Linked DNA regions of Homo sapiens: region 1 is linked to region 2. The links are chromatin loops, found by intact Hi-C in ENCODE. Cell type or tissue: CD14-positive monocyte. All regions are shown on one strand.

Region 1 (5,000 bases), 59 kb before region 2:
TGGTATAGATCAAGCTTGTCTAACCTGCAACTCTTGGGCTGCATGCGGCCCAGGACAGCTTTGAATGCAGCTCAATACAAATTCAGAAACTTTCTTAAAACATGAGATTTTTTTTTTCTTCCAGCTCATCAGCTATCTTTAGTGTTAGTGTATTTTATGTGTGGCCCAAGACAGTTCTTCCATTGTGGCCCAGGGAAGCCAAAAGGTTGGATGCCCCTGGTCTAATCAAGAGTCTTTTTTTCCTAGAAAAGTGACCTATGAAGCAAGTTCTAGAAATCAGAAGAGAAATAATGAGACTAAATTTGGCTGGGCGTGGTGGCTTACACCTGTAATTCCAGCACTTTGGGAGGCCTAGGCAAGAGGATCACTTGAGCCCAGGAGCTTGAGACCAGCCTGGTCAACACAACAAGACCCCATCTTTGCTTACAAGAAAAAATGCTGGGCATGGTGGCATGTCCCTGTAGTCCCAGTTAGTTGGGAGGCTGAGGTGGGAAGATTGATTGAGCCTGGGAGTTTGAGGCTGCAGTGAACCATGAGCTGTGATGGAGCCACTGTGCTCCAGCCTGGGTGACAGAACAAGACCCTGTTTCAAAAATAAATAAATAGGCTGGATGTGGTGGCTCACACCTGTAATCTCAGCACTTTGGGGGGCCAAGGCGAGTGGATCACCTGATGTCTGGAGTTCAAGACCAGTCTGAGCAATATGATGAAACCCTGTCTCTACTAAAAATACAAAAATTAGCTGGGCATGATGGCATGCACCTGTAGTCCCAGCTACTTGGGAGACTGAGACAGGAGAATTGCTTGAACCTGGGAGGTGGAGGTTGCAGTAAGCCGAGATCGCGCCACTGCACTCCAGCCTGGGTGACAGAGGGAAACTCCGTCTCAAAAACAAAAACAACAAAAAAACCCCAAAAATAGATAAATAAAAATTTAAAAATAGACTAGACTTACATGGACTAGAAGGAATTAATCATTTCAGATTTTTAGGAATAGGATTTTGAAGAAGGGAGGGTCTATTGACATGGCTAATAAGCATTAGGTGAAGGAAAGTACCGTTTGAAGTTGGTTAGGCAGTAACAGCACTTATTTTTAATCTCTTAGGGGCACTTCATAGTAGTGTGTTGTCTTAGTCCATTTTCTGTTGCTATAACCTGAGACTGGGTAATTTATAAAGAAAATAAATAAATTTCTTTCCCTCTCTCTTTTTTTTTTCTTTTGAGACGGAGTGTTGCTCTGTCTCCCAGGCTGGAGTGCAGTGGCACTATCTCAGCTCATTGCAACCTCTGCCTCCTGGGTTCAAGCGATTCTCCTGCCTCAGCCTCCCAAGTAGCTGGGACTACAGGCACACGCCACCACACCCAGCTAATTTTTGTATTTTTAGTAGAGATGGGATTTCACCATGTTGGCCAGGATGGTCTCAGACGATCTCTTGACCTCATGATCCACCCTCCTCGGCCTCCCAAAGTGCTGAGATTATAGGCATGAGCCACCGCACCCGGTCCCCTCCCTACCTTTCTTTCTTTCCTCTTTCCTTTTTATTTATTCTCTGTCACCCAGGCTGGAGTGCAGTTGTGCAGTCATAGCTTATTGTAGCCTTGAACTCCTAGGCTCAAGCAGTCCTCCTGCCTCAGCCTCTCAAGTAGCTAGGACTACAGGCATGTGCCTTTGCACCCAGCTAAATTGCTTTAAAAATGTTTTGTAGAGATGGGGTCTCACTATGTTGCCTAGGCTGGAGTGGAGCTCCTGTACTCAAGCAATATATCCACCTTGGCCTCTCAAAAGTGCTGGGATTACAGGCATGAGCCACCATGACCAGCCCCAAGAAATTTATTTCTCACGGCTCTGGAGGCTGGAAAGTCCAGGGTCAAGGGGCCATATCTGCTGAGGGCCTTCTTGCTGGTGGGGACCTTGCAGAGTTCCAGAGTGGCACAGGGCATCACATGGTGAGGGGACTAACGAGAGACAGCCACATTGGCTTTTATTACAGACCCACTCTTGTGCTAACTAGCCCCTTCTCTGAATAACCCATTAATCTGAGAATGGCTCAAGCACTTCCTAAAGGTCTCGCCTCTTAACACGCCTGCATTGGGCACCAAGTATCCAACAGATGAACTTCTGGGGGACACATTCAAATCGTTGCGGGGTATTAAAGCGAAGTACAAAGAAGAGAGATTTGCTGTCAAGTAGTTTGCATTAAACTTGGAAATAAATATGAATTGGTAGGTTACCTATTAAACAAGTGTGTTAGAGTAGCCTAGCAGTTTTCAAAGTGTAGTCTGTGGAATCCTAGAGAATAGACTCCTTTCATGGAGTCTGTGAGATCAGAATAGTTTCATAATAATACTAAGTCATCATTTGCCTTCTTCCCTGTGTTAACATTTGCAGTGATATCCAAAAGCAATGCTGATTAAAACGTTAGGGTAACCCTGAGCAATAGCACCAAACTAGTAGCAGGCATTGTGTTCTTTATTGTCATGCAGTTTAAATTTGCAGTAAAAAAAAAAAAGTTTCATTTAAGAATGTTCTTGATGAAGCAGTAAAAATTAATTTTATTTAATCTTGACCTTTTAGTACTTGGCTTTTGAATATTTTGTGTGATAAAATGGGAAGTACTCAAAAAACACTTCTGTTATATATTGAAGTACTGTGGTTGTCTAAGGAAAAGTACTTTTACAGTTATTTGGGTTTCCAGCTAACTAGTTGTCTTCTTCATAGAACAGCATTTTTACTTGATGAAAGAATAACCAACAAAGTACGTTATTTAGACTTGGGTATTTGGCAGATGCTTTCTTGAAAATTTTCAAGGAAAACAACTATTTTTGCCCAGTGATAAAATTAAAGCAAAAATGAGAATTTTGGAAAGTTTATATACTCCACCATGAGACGGTCCACTTCCCAGTTAGTTTTGTGGGGTTTTTTTTTTTTGATATTATGTAATATGTCAACCTTCGAAAGAGCTGCATGACTTAGTGAACTAGAAGTTTTCACATGACCAATATATTATGTGACAAAATCAGATTTGGTGAGAGATCCACTCAAAGTATAAAGTAGACCAATGTATTTTAATGTAATAATACAAAAGTTCATTGATAGGGTTTCAGAGTTCACATTTGCTGCTAACCTTTAGAAATTACTGGGTTGCTTTTTTTTTTTTTTTTTTTTGGAGACAGAGTCCTCTGTCACCCAGGTTGGAGTGCAGAGGCGGGATCTCAGCTCACTGCAACCTCTGCCTCCCGGGTTCAAGTGATTCTCCTGCCTCAGCTTCCCAAATAGCTGGGATTACAGGCACACGCTACCACACCCAGCTACTTTTTCATATGTTTAGTAGAGATGGGGTTTCACCATGTTGTTCAGGCTGGTCTCGAACTCTTGGCCTCAAGTGATCCGCCTACCGCAGCCTCTCAAAGTGCTGGGATTACAGGCATGAGCCACCGCGCCTAGCCTAGGTTGCTTTTTAAAAATTAAGTTAAATTTCACATAAACATCAAATTAACTTTTATTTATTAATTTACTAATTAATTTATTTTTTGAGACAGGGTCTCACTTTCTCACCCAGGCTGGAGTGCAGTGACACGATCTCAGCTCACTGCAGCCTTGACCTACTGGGTTCAAGTGATCCTCCTGCCTCAGCCCCCCAAGTAGTTGGGACTACAGGCACGGGCCACCATGCCCTGCTAAAGAATTAACCATTTAAAAGTGTACAATTCAGGCTGGGCACGGTGTCTCATGCCTGTAATCCCAGCACCTTGGGAGGCTGAAGTGGGCGGATCACTTGAGGCCAGGAGGTCGAGACCAGCCTGCCCAACATGGTAAAACCCGTCTCTACTAAAAATACAAAAATTAGCCAGACTTAGCAGTGCATACCTGTAGTCCCAGCTGCTCGGGAGGCTGAGGCAGGAGAATTGCTTCAGTAATATCAAGGAAAATATCCACGATTCTAATAAATTTAAGAGGCTGTTAAAAATGCCTCTTTCTCTGGCTGGGTACAGTGGCTTACACCTGTAATCCCAGCACTTTGGAAGGCCAAGGCAGATGGATCACTAGGTCAGGAGTTTGAGACCAGCCTGGCCAACATGGCAAACCCCATCTCTACTAAAAATACAAAAAAACAAGTGGCCGGGTGTGGTCGCTCACGCCTGTAATCCCAGCACTTTGGGAGACTGAGGTGGGCAGATCACAAGGTCAGGAGTTTGAGACCAGCCTGCCTGACATAGTGAAACCCCGTCTCTATTAAAAATAGAAAAATTAGCCGGGCATGGTGGTGCTCACCTGTAGTCCCAGCTACTTGGGAGGCTGAGGCAAGAGAATCACTTGAACCCGGGAGGCAGAGGTTGTGGTGAGCCGAGATCGCGCCACTGCACTCCAGCCTGGGCAACAGAGCGAGACTGTCTCAAAAAAAAACAAAAAACAAAAAACACCAGGCGTGGTAGCACCCATCTGTAATCCCAGCTACTCCAGAGGCTGAGGCAAGAGGGGAGGCAGAGGTTGCAGTGAGCCAAGATCGTGCCACTGCACTCCAGCCTGGGCGACAGAGCAAGACTCCGTCTTGGGGAAAAACAAAAAAAACCTCTCTCTAGTATCAGTATGAAATAATGGGTTCTCATATATACACATATACACAGGTTTGAGTATCCCTTATCTAAAATGCCTGAAACCAGAAGTGTTTCCAATGTTGGATTTTTTTGGATTTTGGGATATTTCTGTATACATAATGAGGTATCATGGGGGTGAGACTCAAGCCTAAACACAAAATTGATTTGTTTCATATATACCTTAAACATATAGCTTGAAGGTCATTTTATAACAACATTTTGTGCATAAAGCAAAGTTTTGACTGCATTTGACAGCATTTTGATGTGGAATTTTTTTCACATTTTGAAGTACTTTGGATTTTTTCCTTTTTTTTGAGACGGAGTCTGGCTCTGTCACCCAGGCTGGAGTGCAGTGACGCGATCTCTGCTCACTGCAAGCTCTGCCTCCTGGGTTCACGCCATTCT
Region 2 (5,000 bases):
GCTGGTCTCAAACTCCTCACCTCAAGTGATCTGCCTACCTCGGCCTCCCAAAGTGCTGAGATTATAGGCGTGAGCCACCACGCGTGGCCTTTATTTCTCTCTTAGCAATGTTAGCTCATGGTCATCATCATTCTCCTTTCCTATGTGTCAGAGTTCTTTTTCAATAAATAAGTTGACCACCTCCTATTTTTGGAGAAGCTAAGTAGTCCAAACCAGGATCAGACAGTGTCCTCTGCCAAGAACGTAAGAATTGGCCCTTTCTCCTGCATACCATGATTGACCGCATTCTCAATCTATTTCAGCAGTCAAGTTCTTCTGTTCCATGTCAGCGTACAACATCCTCTGCCATCTATATGAACCTTGCTTCTCATATCCAGCCAGGGACGGTGAACAGAGTGTCCTCGCCACTTCCTAGCCCCAGCGCCATGACTGATGCTGCCAACTCACAGGCTGCAGCCAAATTGGCTCTTCGCAAACAGCTGGAAAAGACACTCCTGGAGATCCCACCCCCTAAACCTCCTGCTCCCTTACTTCATTTCTTGCCTAGTGCAGCCAATAGCGAGTTCATCTACATGGTAGGCTTGGAAGAAGTCGTACAGAGTGTCATTGACAGCCAAGGTAAGGCTGTTTCTTCTAATCAATCTATTTAAGCAAGTGGTTGCCAAGCCTGATTGACATAGGCAGAGTATCAGAGGGTACTGTACAATATTAAATAACTTCTCCTTCCTGTTACCAAACCACCTCCCTCCCTTCTTTACAGCTGTTTGGGAGCAACATGTTAGAAGCGGAGTGTGTGTGTGTGTGTGTGTGTGTGTGTGTGTGTGTGTGTGTTTTGTTTGAGATGCAGTCTCGCTCTGTTGCCCAGGCTGGAGTGCAGTGGCACAATCTCAGTTCACTGCAACCTCTGCCTCCTGAGTTCAAGCAATTCTCCTGCCTCAGCCTCCCACGTAGCTGGGACTACAGGCACGTGGCACCACACCCGGTTAATTTTTGTATTTTTAGTAGAGACGGGGTTTCATCATGTTGGCCAGGCTGGTCTCGAACTCCTGACATCAGGTGATCTGCCCACCTCGGCTTCCTAAAGTGCTAGGATTACAGGCATGAGCCACTGTACCCCGTCAGCCGGCCGGGGCCAGCCTGCCTATGTATCTATCTATCTATCTAATCTATCATCTATCTAATCTATCTATTCTATTCTATCTAATCTATCATCTATCTTTCGGCTTGTTTTTTTTTCCCTTCAGCAGGTCAGCTATCATTGAGGCTTGATATTTTTATTTGGATTTTATCTATCTTGTGTGTTTTTTGTAGGACAGTAAGTTCTCACTTAACATCATCAATAGTTTCTTAGAAACTGTGACTTTAAGTGAAACAACTACGGTGAAGGGGGTCCTCAAATAACATCATTTTATTATAACATTAGTAAAAAAAAAAAGATTGTTTTTGTTGTATGTTGTTTCACTTAAATCATAGTCTCTGAGAACCTGTCAACAACATTGAGGACTGACTGTATTTTGTTTAGTTCTTTTAAATGGTGGCTAGCATGATGCTTGCATAATTTGATAAATAGAACTTCTCTTTTCTTTTTTTTTTTTTTGTTTTTTTTTTTTGTTTTTTTGAGACAGGGTCTGACCCTGTTGTCCAGGCTTGAGTGCAGTGGTGTGATCTCAGCTCTCTGCAGCCTTGACCTCCCAGGCTCAAGCCATCCTCCCATTTCAGCCTCCTGAGTAACTGGGACCACTGGTATGCACCACCATGCCAGTTTTTTTCTTTGTTGGTTTTTTTTTTTTTTTTTTTTTTTTTTTTTTTGAGACAGAGTCTTACTCTGTCACCCAGGCTGGAGTACAGTGGCATGATCTTAGCTGGCTGACTACCTCTGCCTCTTGGTTTCAAGCAATTCTTTTTTTTTTTTTGAGATGGAATCTTGCTCTGTTGCCCAGGCTAGAGAGTGCAATGGCATGATCTCAGCTCACTGCAACCTCCACCTCCTGGGTTCAAGCAATATTCCTGCCTCAGCCTCCTGAGTAGCTGGGATTACAGGTGCCTGCCACCACACCTGGCCAATTTTTGTGTTTTTCTTAGAGACGGGGTTTCACAATGTTGGTCAGGCTGGTCTCGAACTCCTGACCTCAGGTGATCCACCTGCCTCGGCTTCCCAAAGTGCTGTGGTTACAGGCATGAGCCACTGTGCCCGGCGCAAGCAATTCTTTTGTCTCAGCTTCCAAAGTAGCTGGAATTACAGATGTGTGCCATCACACCTAGCTAATTATTTCTGTTTTTAGTAGAGATAGGGTTTTGCTATGTGGGCCAGGCTGGTCTCAAACTCCTGGCCTCAAGTGATCTGCCTGCCTCAGCCTCCCAAAGTGTTGGGATCACAGGTGTGAGCCACCATGCCTGGCCTGGAACTTCTGTTTTTAATGTGAGTGTTTTTGCAACATTGTACTGAATTACTGTGTTTAGTCTTCTGTGAATGCTTACAGTTGAGAAACACACACTTACATAGATAACTAAGAAAGACCTTATAAAAAGCTGTAAACCAATACTAAACCATACTATAGAGTATTAACAACATACAGTCTAGACTAACTGAAGTTATTAAACTTGAATTTCTAAACAGGTAGACTTCTGGGAAAGCCTGCCAGTAAAGTGCCCAGAGGAGTCAGTATTAGCTATAAATAGATCACAAAGTGAATAATTCAGACACTGATAACTATTTAAAACTATAAATGTATATGACAGGGATAAGTACAGTCTTTGGTAAGGAGATATTAAGAAGCAAAAGTATTGGTTGAGTTAGAGTCCTTTGACTTTGAATTGACACAGTATTTTCTTCTCAGTGTGATACAGTAGAAAATCAGGAAACATCCCAGCTTTATCAGTTAGAAGCTACCTTTGTTGTTGTTGTTGTTGTTTGAGACTGAGTCTTGTTCTGTTACCCAGGCTGGAGTGCACTGGCACAATTTCGGCTCACTGCAACCTCTACTTCCCAGGTTCAAGCGATTCTCCTGCCTCAGCCTCCTGAGTAGCTGGGATTACAGGCGCGTGCCACCACGCCCGCCTAATTTTTTTGTATTTTTAGTAAAGACGGGTTTTCACTATGTTGGTCAGGCTGTTCTTGAACTCCTGACCTCGTTAGCCGTCCACCTCAGCCTCCCAAAGTGCTGGGACTGTAGGGGTGAGCCACCGCACCCAGCCAGAAGCTACATTTCTTCGACTTCTGTCCTCATTTGTAAATGAGGATGGTACTGTCTGAATTCCCTAAAGTGATACTGTTATAATCAGATGAAATAAAAGTATTTTGTAAATTATAGAATATCCTTTTTGTAAAGTCTCTTTCTTTAATTCAACAGAATAAACTCCTGGAAAAGATCTATTTGATTAAGAGAAACAGAGGAGATAGGAAATGTAAAGCCACTGACTATTTTTGTTGGTATCTAGGCAAAAGCTGTGCCTCACTTCTGCGGGTTGAACCCTTTGTATGTGCCCAGTGCCGCACAGATTTCACCCCTCACTGGAAGCAAGAAAAGAATGGTAAGATTCTATGTGAGCAGTGTATGACCTCCAACCAGAAAAAGGCTCTAAAAGCTGAACACACCAACCGGCTGAAAAATGCATTTGTGAAAGCCCTACAGCAGGAACAGGTAAGAATTCTGACTGCTCACTGGCCACCTGTCCCAGTTTGTTTTTTCCAAAGGGTCGCGCCTTCTAGTTTGCAGGAGTGGTTCATGTGATCCCTACAGGTCCACAGGTTCCCTTTTTGTCTCCTTATCATTGTGTCCTATTTCCATTTGAGCGAGTATTCTGATTAAGAACATGGTAAAATATAATGGCTGAGGTTAACAGAAAGGGACAGAAAGCTTGGGACTCTTGGCTTTTCCATAGCACTCTATTCTCATCTTCATTTTTTCCTAAAACAAATAATAGATTTTGGTGGGAGGAATTTATATTTGTGCTATAAATCTCTTTGAAACAGTTATTTGCAGTGCGTGTTTGATAAGAAATGACGAAAGAAAGAGTGAATTATGAAGTAGCCCAGTGAAGAGTAGTGGTTCTAGAGTATGTGAACATCTCATGTAGCAGTTATAGGATGAGAATATCTTAGAGAAGGAAAAATGTGTTGGGAAACTCAGATCCTTTTCTTCCTATTTCCCACTCCACCCATCAGAGTCCCTTGTTTGAGTAGCATCATGGACTTTTTGGAAGATCGGGTAGGCAGGAGTCAAAAATAAAACCCCATTTATGCTCTAGGACTGGTGGTAAAAAATAAATAAATAAAAATTTTTAAAAAGAGAAAAGAAAAAGTGATAAAATAAAACCCCAGTAATTCATCAGCCTTAATTATATCAGTTGGTTCATCACCTCCAGCCAACTTCTTAGAGCCAGCTTTCCTGGAGAAAGAGAGGAGGATCCCTTGATCATTGAAGCAAGTTAGCTGCTTATACCCAGAAATCTCAGTGTACCACCCCCACCAAACTCTTTTGCCTTTTCCATATTCCACCAACTAGCCAACAACATTAGAGGTAAGAACACCTCCAGGTTTTCTGGTTAGGAAATTGGGTGGGCCAGGTGCAGTGATTCATGCCTGTAATCCCAGCACTTTGGGGAGGCTAAGGTGAGAGGATTGCTTGAGCCCAGGAGTGCCAGACCAGCCTGGGCAACAAAGTCAGATTGTGTCTCTGTTTAAAAAAAAAAAAAAAAAAGGAAATTGGGTATTGGGTGCTGTCCTGCTCAATCACCTGATGTGATGACTCCCAACAGGAAATTGAACAGCGATTACAGCAGCAGGCAGCCCTCTCCCCCACTACGGCTCCAGCTGTGTCCAGTGTCAGTAAACAAGAGACCATCATGAGACATCATACGCTTCGGCAGGTAAGGAACTTTTTGCCTGATCCTGATTTCTTTAGAAGATTTATCAGCCATTTATCACAATTTGTCCTTTCTATTGTGGGAAATCATAGTCTTCTTCTGTACTCCCTTATCTTTGCCCCCGCTTAACATTC

What was found. A loop is a pair of places that touch in the nucleus more often than their neighbours do. Peaks named below come from ENCODE experiments on the same cell type or tissue, not always from the same donor. Only the 100,000 strongest peaks of a DNase experiment are listed, where the experiment ranks them.
Region 1: a loop joins it to region 2, with 2.0 times the contacts of the local background. A loop is called at or near these places in 6 of 110 quality-filtered maps.

Annotation. Positions count from the first base shown.
Region 1 is chr1:153,870,482-153,875,481 of GRCh38, reverse strand. The region is part of intron 1 of GATAD2B (GATA zinc finger domain containing 2B); the gene reads left to right. Among named protein-coding and RNA genes, the nearest start is that of GATAD2B, 50 kb to the left of the region's middle. In CD14-positive monocyte, no CTCF peak of the experiment used is centred here; a DNase peak (open chromatin) is centred at 2,951; H3K27ac peaks cover 2,334 bases.
Region 2 is chr1:153,811,891-153,816,890 of GRCh38, reverse strand. GATAD2B (GATA zinc finger domain containing 2B) reads left to right here. Exons shown (of 11, transcript NM_020699.4): 7 at 303-618; 8 at 3,439-3,641; 9 at 4,759-4,869. Among named protein-coding and RNA genes, the nearest start is that of SLC27A3, 39 kb to the right of the region's middle. In CD14-positive monocyte, no CTCF peak of the experiment used is centred here; no DNase peak of the experiment used is centred here.